2 separate regions of the Homo sapiens genome follow, and region 1 is linked to region 2. The links are chromatin contacts, found by Hi-C or POLR2A ChIA-PET in ENCODE. All regions are on one chromosome and are shown on one strand. The core of a region is the stretch at or near the end of the contact, and the rest is flanking DNA. Distances in the headings are between cores, read along the strand shown.

Evidence for each region. A loop is a pair of places that touch in the nucleus more often than their neighbours do. ChIA-PET counts read pairs that join two places held with the same protein, here RNA polymerase II (POLR2A). Pooled maps may share reads with other maps.
Region 1: a loop to region 2 is called in a map of ascending aorta, with 2.8 times the contacts of the local background. The contact joins two enhancer-like sites. A Hi-C loop is called at or near these places in 1 of 168 maps with a recorded cell type or tissue (ascending aorta) and 2 of 50 pooled maps. POLR2A ChIA-PET finds 5 or more read pairs at or near these places in 1 of 52 experiments (activated CD4-positive, alpha-beta T cell).

Annotation. Positions count from the first base shown.
Region 1 is chr3:40,767,703-40,774,680 of GRCh38, forward strand. LOC105377043 (a long non-coding RNA gene) reads left to right here. Exons shown (of 3, transcript XR_007095885.1): 2 at 6,166-6,284. Among named protein-coding and RNA genes, the nearest start is that of ZNF621, 250 kb to the left of the region's middle. RefSeq lists a silencer at 782-982. Within about 2 kb of position 2,514, at least 7 of the 41 ENCODE cell types and tissues checked have a DNase peak (open chromatin) inside an H3K27ac peak, as active enhancers do; they include ascending aorta, where a contact is called at or near this core.
Region 2 is chr3:41,218,303-41,225,465 of GRCh38, forward strand. CTNNB1 (catenin beta 1) reads left to right here. Exons shown (of 15, transcript NM_001904.4): 2 at 5,719-5,779; 3 at 6,224-6,451; 4 at 6,652-6,905; 5 at 7,032-7,163. The coding sequence starts at 5,767. Among named protein-coding and RNA genes, the nearest start is that of CTNNB1, 22 kb to the left of the region's middle. RefSeq lists an enhancer at 6,106-7,163. Within about 2 kb of position 5,914, at least 3 of the 41 ENCODE cell types and tissues checked have a DNase peak (open chromatin) inside an H3K27ac peak, as active enhancers do; they include ascending aorta, where a contact is called at or near this core.

The DNA of each region.
Region 1 (6,978 bases), core at 1,264-3,763, 450 kb before region 2:
AGGTTAGGTCACAGGATGACCTTGAAGGGCTGTACTCGTGACCTTGGACTCCCTACTCACTCTCTGGATTCCTGAGACAGAGGAAGAGGACCTCCAACAAAGAAGACATCTGGTCCTGCCCAGGAGAACATGGATTGGATTCAGAAAGGTGCTATCTGCAAGTGAACCTTGAAAGAGGACAGGATATTGCTACTTGAGGGAGCAGGAGAGATGGTGGACCACATGGGGGATGGGCATGGAAAAACTCCAAGTCCCCTGCCCTTCTCTTACAGTGATGTTCAGTGAAGGTCTGGGCCTTCCAATTATTCACTGAAATAATGAATTCCTGCTACTCTGATGGCTTTCCACGCCATGATTTGAAGACAAGCAATAAAAGGTATTTATGGCAGCATGAGATTTTATACTCGGAGTTGTAAGGGAAATCTTAAAAATGGAAGAGGTTGCTATGAGATTTTCCAAAGCACCTCTGAGTTTTCATGAGTCAAGCATGGTGATGATATGGCCCTTCCAGAGATAAGGGCTGTACCAAGAGAATTAACAGATCCAGAATCTTAATCCTGGGATTTTCTGCAGTTTCTTTGAAGGGTGATATAGCCCTGGGACTCAAATTGTGGAATGTCCCCACTGGAAGAGGCCCCTGAGAGGCACAGCAGGAGTGGAGGTCTTGGAGGGTGGGAGTCAGGATTTTACCTAAGGTTACGCAGTTAGCTGTGGCAGGAGTGGGTATAACGTGAACACAAATATGCTAGACCCAATTCTTCCAGATGCAAGACACAGAATGTCTTGAGGAAAAAAGGTTATTTGTTGGCTTACATCCCTGAAAAGCCTAAGGGTAGGCACAGTTATCAGGGACAATTGGATCAAGGCCCTTGAAAAATGTCCCTAAGAAGCTGCCTCTCCCCTGCTCTTGGCTCCGCTGCCTTTCAGATTGCATTCATTCTCAGGCAGGCTCTCTGTCATGGTGACTCCTGGAAACTTCACATGCTCATCCTTACAGCTCCAGGTTTAGCATAAACAAAGTGTCTCTTTCCTGGTTGACTCAGTAGAAGTCCCAGGATAAACTCTGATGTGATGACTTAGGTCATGTGCTCATCTCTGAGTTAGTCATTGGACTGGAGTTATGAAATATGCTGATTTGGCTGGGATCAGGTGGGCCTCACTGTCTCAAACCTTTGGGATTAAGAAGGGGGAGGTGTGAGATTTCCAAGGAAAATTTGGGAACTGTTTCTGACAAAAGGGCATCTGGCTACTTAGAAGATAAACCCACAGATGCCCACTACATTAGTTTATCTGCGAGTGAGCCTCATGGATTTCCTCTACACCAGCTGCCCTTTCCAGTACCATGGGAAAGCCTGGGTTTACTTTTTATGACCAGGTGCCCAGAAAGTTCAACCAGCAATCAGTGGTCATTGCCAGGCTGTTCAGGGAAAGGGCGGGAGGTAGGAGAACAATTAAGTCTGCCCTAATGCATCATCCTACCCCAAATGAAGAGCTTAAGCAGCTTATTGTTTTAACTGCATAACTCATTAAAAGAAAATGCATAGTTTTATAGCCCTCCTTGATTGAGACTACATGGCTCATTAATGTTTGATACACCTGCCAAGGACTTAGAGGAAGGCAGTGAGCCTGGTGCCTGTGGGCCAGTGGGCTGAGAGCCCCACCCAGGATGCCCACCCTAGGGAGCCTGAGAGCAGTGGAGCACACTGCTTGGCACTCTGGGGGCAACACTTGCCTGAGCAAAGTAGCACCTTGCAGGGAAAGACTGGGCAGGGGCAACAAATGTGAACATTGGTGCTTTCTCAAACCTCTGCTTTCTCAGAACTCTGGTTGGGGCTGAACGTTTTCACAGGCTGTGACTGAATGTGATAACTTGGATTTAATTGTCAGGCTGCAAGGCTTTTGTGGACAGAAAATTGAGATTTTCAAGACAGGCATGACCTTGGAAATCTTCTAGCTGGGGTCCTAGAATGGGTAAGAGATTTGCTTGAAGTCACACAACCATGAGTGCAAGAGCAGCTGGAACACTAGTGCTTTTTTTGTCACTATGATTTAGTGTTCTTTCTGCCTCCCTAACTAGGATATTATGACCTGGGGCCACAGAGATACACCATTCCTTCAGGTGGTGTGGCCCCAGCACTCTCTGTTCTCTGACGCTCTGTGGCTCCTTACAGCGGTGCCTGAGTGCTTCCTCTGGCTACAGGGCTATGCATGGTGGGTACACAAGGCACCAAGGAGTTAACCATCCCAGGAGCAGCCTTCAGCCAATGAGAGATGAGAAGTGGCAGATGAATATGCAATTCTTTACCCCTAGGCAGGACCACTCTGAGGCATGTGCTTCACTGTTACTCTCAAAAGTATGGTCCCAGGGCCAGCAGCATCAGCATCACCTGGGAACCTAAAAGAAATTCAGATTTTCAGGTCCCACTCACTTCAGACCTACTCATCAGAAACTCTGAGGGTGGGGCCCAGCAGTCAGTTTCAATATCCCTTCCAGGTGATTCTGACGCATGCACGAGTTTGAGGATCTACCCTTTACAGTCTCCAGCGCTTCCTCAAAGCCCTGTTTGCTCCCGTGATAACCTGCTTATTTATGTACCCTGCTTGTTCTCTCTGCTTCTCTTACTTCCCTAGTTTTTGACTGGTGCTTTCTGAGATCATTTCCTGAATAAACAACTTGCCCTCAAATCCTTGTTCCCCTGCTTCTGCAGGAAGCTGAATAGTACCAAGAGCTCCAAACACATCTGAGGTTTCTTTTTCTTTATAGCCACAGCTGGTCCTAGAATCAATGCAGGCTGATGCAAAGCCCTTGATAAGTCATAACATCTTGGGCCAGTAACTTAACCTCGTTGAGCTAAAGTTTTCTAACCGAGAGTCTAAATTTTGGTGACTGAAGGCCTAAGAATCAAAAGATGTGGGTGAGTGGAGTACAGTATTCTTTTCTAGTACACTCAGTATTTAGGGACTAAATGATGCCTCCTAGAGGAGGGCAGATCTCCCTTCCTAATAAATTTCTGCTGCAAAAATTTTCCCAGAGGCCATGAAAACTCTGGGAGAAAGGGACTGGGATGCTGGTCACTCACTTGACATCGAGTTTCAAAGGTAAATCGAATTATAGGAAAGTAGTTACAAGAGAGGGCTGCCTCCCTGAGGGCTTAGGACATCTGTATCAGTAAACCGCATTCCTTGAGGGTTCACTGGAGAGGACTGCTGGTCCCAGATATAGCATATGCCCAGATCCACCACCCCAAGGGCACGTGCCAGACCAAATGGCCACCACTGTGTACTGTAATTGTTGTAACCTGTGTATGAGCTGTGACACTAGGGGCTCAGGCGGTCAGTTGTGGAGCACCCCTCACCAAGGATGATACAGAGGGATGAGTGTCCTGTTTCTCACCATGGGAAATCCTCAGGATAATAAAGAAGGGTCTCCACCTGAGCTTTCAGAAGCAGGCAGCTTAGCAGTAAATGTGGGGTTGAGGAGTAAGATCTCAGTGCCAGTGGGAGGGGATGGTTTGGTAAAAACCAAATTCCTGTGATCCTGCCAGAAGGTTTAAAAAGCACCACAGATCGCTGACTCTCCCTTCCCCCCAGCAGCCTGGCAGACACTGAAGTAACTGAAGCCAGAGGCTGGCAAGGATGTTGGGAGCCAGAAGTTGCTGAGCTCAGTTTCAAGTAAGGCTACCGCCATCCAGCCCTTCCGCAGGCCAAAGCAGTGAGCACTTTGTATTTTGGAGAAAAAGTTATGAGAATTTCTGGCAATAAAGTAGGTAGAGTTGTTGCAATTTGGAATATTCATGTATACATATACACGCAATATACATTCATGTATGTATATTCACACACATACACATATATCTGCATGTGTACATACACAACCCCACTGAGACCCTCAATAGACAGAAAGGTAGACAAACCTCAGCTGGCTGTAGTGGGAACTGAGTAAGTTAACAGTAGTGCAACAGCTCAACACAGTGCCTGGCATGCAGGAGACAATAAATGTCAGGAGTATCCCCATAAAGGCAGAGGGGCAACCATATGGAATACAGTGAGGAGCAAGAATGTCTCAGACTCATGGATGCAGGAATCTGGAACACAGACATCCAATCAGCCAGTCTGACCTCTCGGCCCCCTCCCTCAGGTCCTCCATGGTCAGCCCAGCAGGCTCCATTCACAGATAAGGAATGCAACAGGCACCCCTGGAGTGTACATGTGGTGACCTGGGCCCCCAAGATTTTCCACTTTAATCCTGGTTTCACTCTCCACTGGAGACACAGGATTCCTGGTGTTAGGTCAATGGTCATTGCTATCAAAGCCAAGAAAAAGAAAAGCTTACAGCTTCTCAGTGTTAGCCTCTAAGACCCTGAAGATACACTTTATATCTCCCAGGGCTGCAGTAATATGCTATCCCACATACCAACATTGAAACTGGCTGTTCCAACCAAAGGCACCAACCAGTACCAATGTGTGGCCAGGCCACTCTGAAAAATGTACCAGGGTCACCAAACCACAAAAATCACTTCCTTTAAGCAACAACAACAACAATGCTGGGCGCGGTGGCTCACGCCTGTAATCCCAGGCTGAGGCAGGTGGATCACGAGGTCAGGAAATCGAGACCATCCTGGCTAACATGGTGAAACCCCGTCTCTATTAAAAATACAAAAAGTTAGCCGGGCGTGGTGGCGGGCACCTGTAGTCCCAGCTACTCGGGAGGCTGAGGCAGGAGAATGGTGTGAAGCCAGGAGGCGGAGCTTGCAGTGAGCCGAGATCGCGCCACTGCACTCCAGCCTGGGTGACAGAGTGAGACTACATCTCAAAAACAACAACAACAACAACGAAGAGTTGCTTTGTCACATTTTCAATTACAATTAAATGAAGAAATGGAATCAGCCACCACAAAATACTAACTATGAACTTCACATTTGCAGCCCTGCAAGTGTTGCTCTTCCTCAAAATACAACCTTGCTGGAATTTTCCCCTTCTCATCCTTCATTGGCGAGAATTAGTGATGAAACACTCCCATATGTTACTGACAAGAATGCAACCTTCTAAAAGGCTAGTATTTGGCCAGGTGCAGTGGCTCACACCTATAATCCCAGCACTTTGGGAGGCCGAGATAGGTGGATCACATGAGGCCAGGAGTTCAAGATCAGCCTGGCCAACATGGTGGAACCCTGTCTCTACTAAAAATACAAAAAAATTAGCCTGGCGTGGTGGTGCTTGTCTGTAATCCCAGCTACTCGCGTGGCTGAGGCACAAGAATTGCTTGAACCCAGGAGGCAGTGAGCCAAGATCGTGCCACTGCCCTTCAACCTGGGCAACAGAACAAGACCCTGTCTCAAAAAAAAATTAAATTGAAATAAAAGGCTAGAATTCATCCAGCTAGAATGGGGATATGAGAGTGAGGGTTTCTGCTGCACAACTGAAGTCCAGTGGACTCAGTAGCCCTGGATTGGTATAAAAATGCTAATTGCCTTGATTTATTGAGTGTCAGGGTGGTACATGCCTTCATACAGTATTGCTAGTTGTCACAGCAGCCATGCGGACTGCTAATTCCTTATCCTGTGATCTTAGGGTATGTAGGAGTTTCCAGATCTCTAACCCTGCTACTAGTGAGAGCCCACAATGTGCCACCCCCTGTACCTGCTATTAACAAGTGGTACTTCTAATATTGACCAATCTCATGGCTGCCAAACTGTAGTCTTACAAATGAGGAGAATAAAATGGAGCCGATATTAACTGTGTTGCTAATGAACGGTTACTGTAGAGGAAAGTTGTCCCTTCTATTTTTTCAAATCAGTAATTACAGGACACACATTTTAAAGGAAATAAACTAATATGAATTACTTCCAAATATGATTGGTAAAATAGATAATTCTTTCCAAGAAAATATATATTTTGTAATCTTGGCTTTTTAAAACAGCTTTAGCAAAGTATATTTTACATATCATAAAATTCATACATTTCTGGTGTATACTTCAATGCATTTTTAGTAAATTTATAGAGTTGTACAACAATCACCATAAATCAATTTTATGAGGTTTTCATGCCCCAATATGATCCCTTGTGCCAACTTACAATTAATGTCCAGTCCCACCCCAGCCCCAGGCAACTACCAATATACTTTCTTTCTCTGTAAATTTGAATCTTGGCTGTTCTTTATTGCAGTTCTCGGCCTCTGTGTTTTCATTGTCCAACTGAAGATTAGACAAGAGGCAGCATGGGGTGGTGGATAAATCGTGGACCAGGATTGAAGCGAAGATCTGCTCATCTGGGACACTCACCAGGTAAGTGAGATTGAGAAGGGGACTCCTCTTGGATCTTAGTTTCTTCACTGACTAGCAGGCATTGCAAGACCAGTTTTCCAAGGCTGCTGAGAGTCAACTGTGCAAACATGCTGTGAACTAGGTAAGTGGCATCATCCTTATTTATAGACGAGGCAACCAAGGCTTAGCAGGTTAAGTAATAGTCCCAATGTCACTCAGTTAGAAAGTGATGGTGTTGGGATATGCACTCAGTCTTTCTAGCCTTGAAGTACATGTGTTTTCTAGTATACCTCACTGGTCCCCAAAACTCAATCCAATATTGAGCTGAGTAAATTTTCTCATCTGTCAGCTGTATGGAGTAATTCCCCCTGAGCTTACTTACAGTCAACCTTCAGTGTGAACCAGACTGCTGCCTCCCCAGCAGCTCTCATTGGCAGCACCCCTGGTGATGCACATATGCAGACAGCAAGCACTTTGAGTCTCTTCTAGGTTTACAGCTTCGTCTGTGGGTTCTCTAGGGTCCCAGGTATGTAGCTGCAGACCAGGCATCCAAGCTGCCTCTCATCCAGCGTGCTTCTTCCCATCACTTGGAATTTCCATTTCAAAGTGGGTTCATGGCAACTGTTCCTAATCAAAAAGAGTCACTATTCTCATCTTTGACTCTCCAGTCTGTATCCAAACATACAGGACTCACCTTCCCACAAGCACAGGCAAC
Region 2 (7,163 bases), core at 4,664-7,163:
CTAATAATACAATACTTGAATTGCTGTGGTTGTTGATTTATAATGTTATCTTAATGATAACATTATAAATGTGATGGAACTGGTTCCTCCTTATAGTTCTTCTTAAATCAAGAACAAGACATATCTTCCCATTTACTCTCGTATGTATCTCATTTTACTGTTATGAATGAAATCTGTCCTATTTGTGTATAGGAAAATAGTTTTTGTATGTAATTGTGATATGGCCAGTTTTATTAAAAATTTGGTTAAACTAAGAGTTGTTTTCTGTTCAGCCTTATCATACTATAAAATCCACATAAAATGGGTATAAAAGTGTCGCAGGACACTGGGCTCAGATGATTCTCCCACCTCAGCTTCCCAAGTAGCTGGGACTACAGCGGCATATGCCACCACACCCAGCCAATTTTTAAATAAGTTTTAAAAATAGTATTTTTAGTAGAGACAGGGTTTCACCATGTTGCCCAGGCTGGTCTTGAACTCCTGGACTCAGACAATCCACCTGCCTTGGCTTCCCAAAGTGTTGGGATTACAGGTGTGAGCCACCACACCTTGCCGAATTGCAGCCATATTTAATACTTTTTTCCATCCTATTCCCTTTGCTGCCCCCAGGCCTCCTGTATTGATAGCCCGCTATTAAGAAGCTAGTGTATATTCTTTGCATACTTTTACTTCATAAACTATATGAAGCATTGTTCTGTTTTTTAACTTAATTGGTATAAAATTATATTTTGGAAATTCAGTATATTCTGTGAAAATTATTTAGAAAATGTGCCTCTGAGATAAAGCCTATTCAGGATGTATCTTAAAGGAGATAGCTGTGCTTTAACATTATCAGTCTTTTTGGCTGCTTATGTTAATATAAGTTGGAGAAAAACAGTCTGCTTTTTGTGATAATATGTTCTTGGAGATGGAGTGAAAGATTGTTTAAAAACATTGTCTTTTTTTTCCCCTGAAGTACCAGTATTTATTTTAGGATTATGTTACTGATCAAAGATGCTGTGTGGAGTTACTCATTGGTGAGACTAACAATAAATCACACATGCAAAGGATGTTACCATAATCTAATTATTTTAAACAGTAAAATTATATTCTAAGACATCCAGTTGGCCTATATGTGCTATATCAATGACTATCAAGGGGCTTTTTATGTATACTGTATACATGTACTTCACAAAAATATAAAAGGATGACATCAAAAATCTGGCAAGCCAAAAGCCTACATTACATGTAGCAAATAAATAAGCATATGAACTTATTGGAATTTAAAACCCTGTAGGATGGGCGGGTGATGGTATGTATGTTAGATGTGTGGACATATCTATTAAAAGTTGTGTCAGATAACAGCTGGTGCTGACAAGCCCTTGGTAAGATGGCAGCATGTTCAATATGTTCTGTGAAAATTATCTCAGTTTATGATCTGTCAGTATTGTGGAGCTATGCATGAAAGGACTTAAAATTCTTACCCTTAAACTCAGTAACAGTGTTTCTAGAACTTCTGGTGATATGGGAAATTAAGAGAATTATTTATATGCAAAGGTGTTTATTGCAGCATTGTTGGAATAATAGACAAAATGGGGAAGAACAAGCTCAGAATGGAGGAGGTAGCTTATAGTATAGACATACGATACAATCCAGATGATAATATTTTATAATAGTCTTCACAAGGAATTTTATATTTTTATTTTTAAAAATACATAGCAGTGAGTTTAATATACCAAACATACCAAAATGTCATCATTTACTGTGTGGTGGACTCATATGATGGAGATGATAAATAAAAATATTAATTTATTTGAGGCATATATTTATGGCTGAGGAAGGAAGACAGTTATGAAGAACAGCTCATTCTGGAAACATACTAATTTTTCCCAGCCATAAAGAGATTTCCTATTTCTTTTTTTTTTCCATTTACCTTCTGTTTCCTACCTGAGAAGATTTCATACTTCTAATAACCATTTGTGTACCTATTTAAAGACAGTACCAAAGGCATACATTTTAGTGTTTGGAGGACCAAGGGTCATTTGATGTTTGATGCTTATTGACTATTCGAGGATGACAAGACACCTTGAGAACACACACACCCACACCCACACCCACACCCTCACCCACCCACCCCACCCCCCTCCCCGAAGAAAGCTGTGAAGGAAGAAAGCAGAAAAGAACCTGGAGTGAGTTGTAACTTAAAATGTTAGTGTTGCATGAAGTGTGTTAAAACAGGAAGATTTGAGGAAATTGCATACATTTTCTAGATGGCAAAGTATTACTGGTGACAGTTAATGAAAATGCATATGCATGTGTTTTTAGATTTACAAATTTTACTAAGAACTTTTTAAAAATCCCTGAAGGTGTATCAAAAGTTTATCATGCTTATGAAATAGAGTAGCACTTTCTAACTTTAAAACGGGGAATAATTCTTTGGATCTTGATTATTGGAAAAGTGAATTATGAATTGCTAGTATAAAACTGTGGTTTTAAAATATGTCTGCTTTATATTTTTATGTAGCAGATTTACTCCTAGTTAATAATACTCAAACTTACTGAAAACTAAGGTAATTAAGATAATTCTGTCCTGATGGGAAGAGGAAAAATAACTTCAGTGTGAAATCTATTATATATTAGTTGTGGCAAGATTTCTCCCATTGACTTTGACTGGAGACATTTATAGGGTTAAAATCGGAAATAGCACGGTGAATTTTGAAGTATCCTTGTAGTTGGAAAGAGTATTATGTTCATATTGCCAAAAAAAAGATGCATGGATGCATTAGACTGGATGGAAAATACATGAGAAGTTGGCTAGCCCCCTCTTTGTCAAAACATCACTTGGTGGTGATAAAGCTGTTGGAAAACACAGCATTCTAATGTAGTCTGTAGTTTAATGATAATCTGTGTCTTGAAACATTTAGCGTAGTACTTATACAAACCTAGATGGCATAGTGTACTGCATGCCTAGCCTATATAGTATAGCCTGTTGCTTCTAGGGTGTAAAGCTGTATAGCGTGTTACTATAGGCAGTTGAAACAGTGGTATTTATGTATCCTTTTTTTTTTTTTTAAATTCTTTTAAGAGACAGGGTCTTGCTCTGTTGCCCAGGCTGGATGCATTGGTGTGATCATAGCTCACTATAACCTTGAACTCCTAAGTGATCCTCTTTGCCTCAGCCTCCCCAGTGGCTAGGACTACAGGCACATACTACCACACCTGGCTAATTTTTAACATTTTTTTGTAGAGATGGAATTTCGCTGTGTTGTCCAGGCTGGTCTTGGAACTCTTGTGCTGCAGCAATCCACCCGCCTCCCAAAGTGTTAGAATTACAAGCCACTTCGCCTGGCTTGTTTACCTAAACATAGAAAAGATCCAGTAAAAATACAGAATTAAAATCTTGTGGGGCCACTGTAGCATATGTAGTCCATCTTGACTGAAATGTCCTTATGCAGTGCATGATTGTACTTCATAATTTTTAAGCACTCCTCCCTCTTGATTGGTACTTAGTGGATTTTATCATTTTTGTTTCTTCATAATTCTTTCTGAAATGTCTACTGGTTGGACCTTTGATCTCCTGAATTGATCGTGATTTCTTCTGTTGTATTTTTTGTCTTTGTCATTTTTTTGTACTCTAGGCAGTTTTCTCAATTTTAGTTTCTATTCAACTTTTTGTTTTTATTTATTCTCTCCAGTATTTATGGAGATACTAAATTGAAGTGTTCTGTTTCTCTCTCCACCCTATCCCTAGTTTCAAGTTTTATCTCAGTTTCTATGGAGTCAGTTTTTTCGTTGCTTTAAAAAAAAATTTTCCTGAAGTGATTGGTAAGTTTTGGCTAATTGGGAGCACTAGAATTGGGCCCTTAATGGTTGGCAGGGTGTGGTGGAGGAGAGACAGCCCTTAGTCCAAAGGCTCAGGCCAGAAAAAGAAAGAGGAAGGCTTTCCTTTTCCTTTCCGGAGCAGGGTTCTGCCCTAGGTCTTGCTTGGCAGTCTATTTGATTTCTTTAGCAGTTAATGCTCAGTTTTTTGGCATATGTGGATCTGCCTCCAGAGCAGGTACAAGGTGAGTGAGTCTATGCTGTTACCTAATTAGATCCCCATTTCTACCCTTTGTTTTTACTTCTCTATCTACTGATAGGTTTTTACCCTCCTTCACCTCATAGGGTTGCAGTGAAGAGCAAGATGAATTTTTATTTATGTTGCATAAATTTTAAAAGCTAAAAAATATATATGTAATGTTGGGAAGTCCCAGTGTACAAATGGCTATTGTAAATTTGGAACATGAACTTGCTTTTTTCCATTGTAAAAATGAAATCATTATAAATTGCGGTCAAGTTACTAGGTCAGCCCACACAGAGTTTACCCAGTAATATGCGTAAATGTTTTGCCTTTGCATCAACAACAAGGAAAAACAGTACTATAAAAAAATGTTCCTGGAAGCCGGATGTATCAAAGCACTTCTGAAATAGCTATATAGCCTATAGACATGACCAGTTGGTTTCTGAGTCTGTTGACATTGGCCAAAGGAGAAGCTCAGTGTAGAACATGTTTGGAGTCTCCTTTTGCAGAAATACATTGGAGGCTGGAGTGGGGAACCAATTTTTCAGAAAGGTGGTGAAGTAGTTACATAGCCACTCTTTTAAAGACAGTCAAAAGATAGAAACTAAGGCCAGGTGTTGGCTCACATCTGAGATAGGAAAATCACTTGAACCTGGGAGGCGGAGGTTGCAGTGAGCCCAGTATGCACCTCTGCACTCCAGCCTGGTTTGGCAAGAGACCAAAACTCTGTCTCAAAAAAAAACAAAACATAGTTCACACTTAAATATTTTATTCCATATCTTTACATACCCAATATGTTAATTTATAGTTCAAGATGAACTTGTTTGGGACAGATTTTGTAATAAAGGAAATCGTGTTATTAGAAATATCTAGAGGCCATGAGCCCTTAAACTGTTCTAATTTGCAAGTAGTTCCCTGTGTGATGCAGTTTTTTTCAATATTGCACAATAAAGGCAAAATACGGACAAATTAGATGATAAGATTTATATAAATTTTTAAAATATTGATCAAAATATGTATCCATATTGGTAATATTTGTATTTATAATAAATCATTGCTGTAAATTTGAACTTAGAAAAATTTTACTAATAAAGGTGCTTTTGTGTTGCAAACTTTCATTTGAAAAGTAATTTTTCTTTGTACCAAAAAATCTAAAATTCGCTATTCTAGTCACCAAAATTTGCTTTATGAAAAATAATTTTTGATGGCACTATATCAGAAAACAACTTGTTAAAGAAAATGTGGAGTTTTTAAAATCCCACTGTACCTCTGTTATCCAAAGGGGATCTGTGAATTTTTCTGTGAAAGGTTAAAAAAGGAGAGACCTTTAGGAATTCAGAGAGCAGCTGATTTTTGAATAGTGTTTTCCCCTCCCTGGCTTTTATTATTACAACTCTGTGCTTTTTCATCACCATCCTGAATATCTATAATTAATATTTATACTATTAATAAAAAGACATTTTTGGTAAGGAGGAGTTTTCACTGAAGTTCAGCAGTGATGGAGCTGTGGTTGAGGTGTCTGGAGGAGACCATGAGGTCTGCGTTTCACTAACCTGGTAAAAGAGGATATGGGTTTTTTTTGTGGGTGTAATAGTGACATTTAACAGGTATCCCAGTGACTTAGGAGTATTAATCAAGCTAAATTTAAATCCTAATGACTTTTGATTAACTTTTTTTAGGGTATTTGAAGTATACCATACAACTGTTTTGAAAATCCAGCGTGGACAATGGCTACTCAAGGTTTGTGTCATTAAATCTTTAGTTACTGAATTGGGGCTCTGCTTCGTTGCCATTAAGCCAGTCTGGCTGAGATCCCCCTGCTTTCCTCTCTCCCTGCTTACTTGTCAGGCTACCTTTTGCTCCATTTTCTGCTCACTCCTCCTAATGGCTTGGTGAAATAGCAAACAAGCCACCAGCAGGAATCTAGTCTGGATGACTGCTTCTGGAGCCTGGATGCAGTACCATTCTTCCACTGATTCAGTGAGTAACTGTTAGGTGGTTCCCTAAGGGATTAGGTATTTCATCACTGAGCTAACCCTGGCTATCATTCTGCTTTTCTTGGCTGTCTTTCAGATTTGACTTTATTTCTAAAAATATTTCAATGGGTCATATCACAGATTCTTTTTTTTTAAATTAAAGTAACATTTCCAATCTACTAATGCTAATACTGTTTCGTATTTATAGCTGATTTGATGGAGTTGGACATGGCCATGGAACCAGACAGAAAAGCGGCTGTTAGTCACTGGCAGCAACAGTCTTACCTGGACTCTGGAATCCATTCTGGTGCCACTACCACAGCTCCTTCTCTGAGTGGTAAAGGCAATCCTGAGGAAGAGGATGTGGATACCTCCCAAGTCCTGTATGAGTGGGAACAGGGATTTTCTCAGTCCTTCACTCAAGAACAAGTAGCTGGTAAGAGTATTATTTTTCATTGCCTTACTGAAAGTCAGAATGCAGTTTTGAGAACTAAAAAGTTAGTGTATAATAGTTTAAATAAAATGTTGTGGTGAAGAAAAGAGAGTAATAGCAATGTCACTTTTACCATTTAGGATAGCAAATACTTAGGTAAATGCTGAACTGTGGATAGTGAGTGTTGAATTAACCTTTTCCAGATATTGATGGACAGTATGCAATGACTCGAGCTCAGAGGGTACGAGCTGCTATGTTCCCTGAGACATTAGATGAGGGCATGCAGATCCCATCTACACAGTTTGATGCTGCTCATCCCACTAATGTCCAGCGTTTGGCTGAACCATCACAGATGCTGAAACATGCAGTTGTAAACTTGATTAACTATCAAGATGATGCAGAACTTGCCACACGTGCAATCCCTGAACTGACAAAACTGCTAAATGACGAGGACCAGGTAAGCAATGACATAGCTAGCTTTTTAGTCTGCTTTGAAGTAAATGCTCAAGGGGAGTAGTTTCAGAATGTCTACCCAATACCAGTACTTGAAAACTAACGATGTTTCTGAATTCCTGTATTACAGGTGGTGGTTAATAAGGCTGCAGTTATGGTCCATCAGCTTTCTAAAAAGGAAGCTTCCAGACACGCTATCATGCGTTCTCCTCAGATGGTGTCTGCTATTGTACGTACCATGCAGAATACAAATGATGTAGAA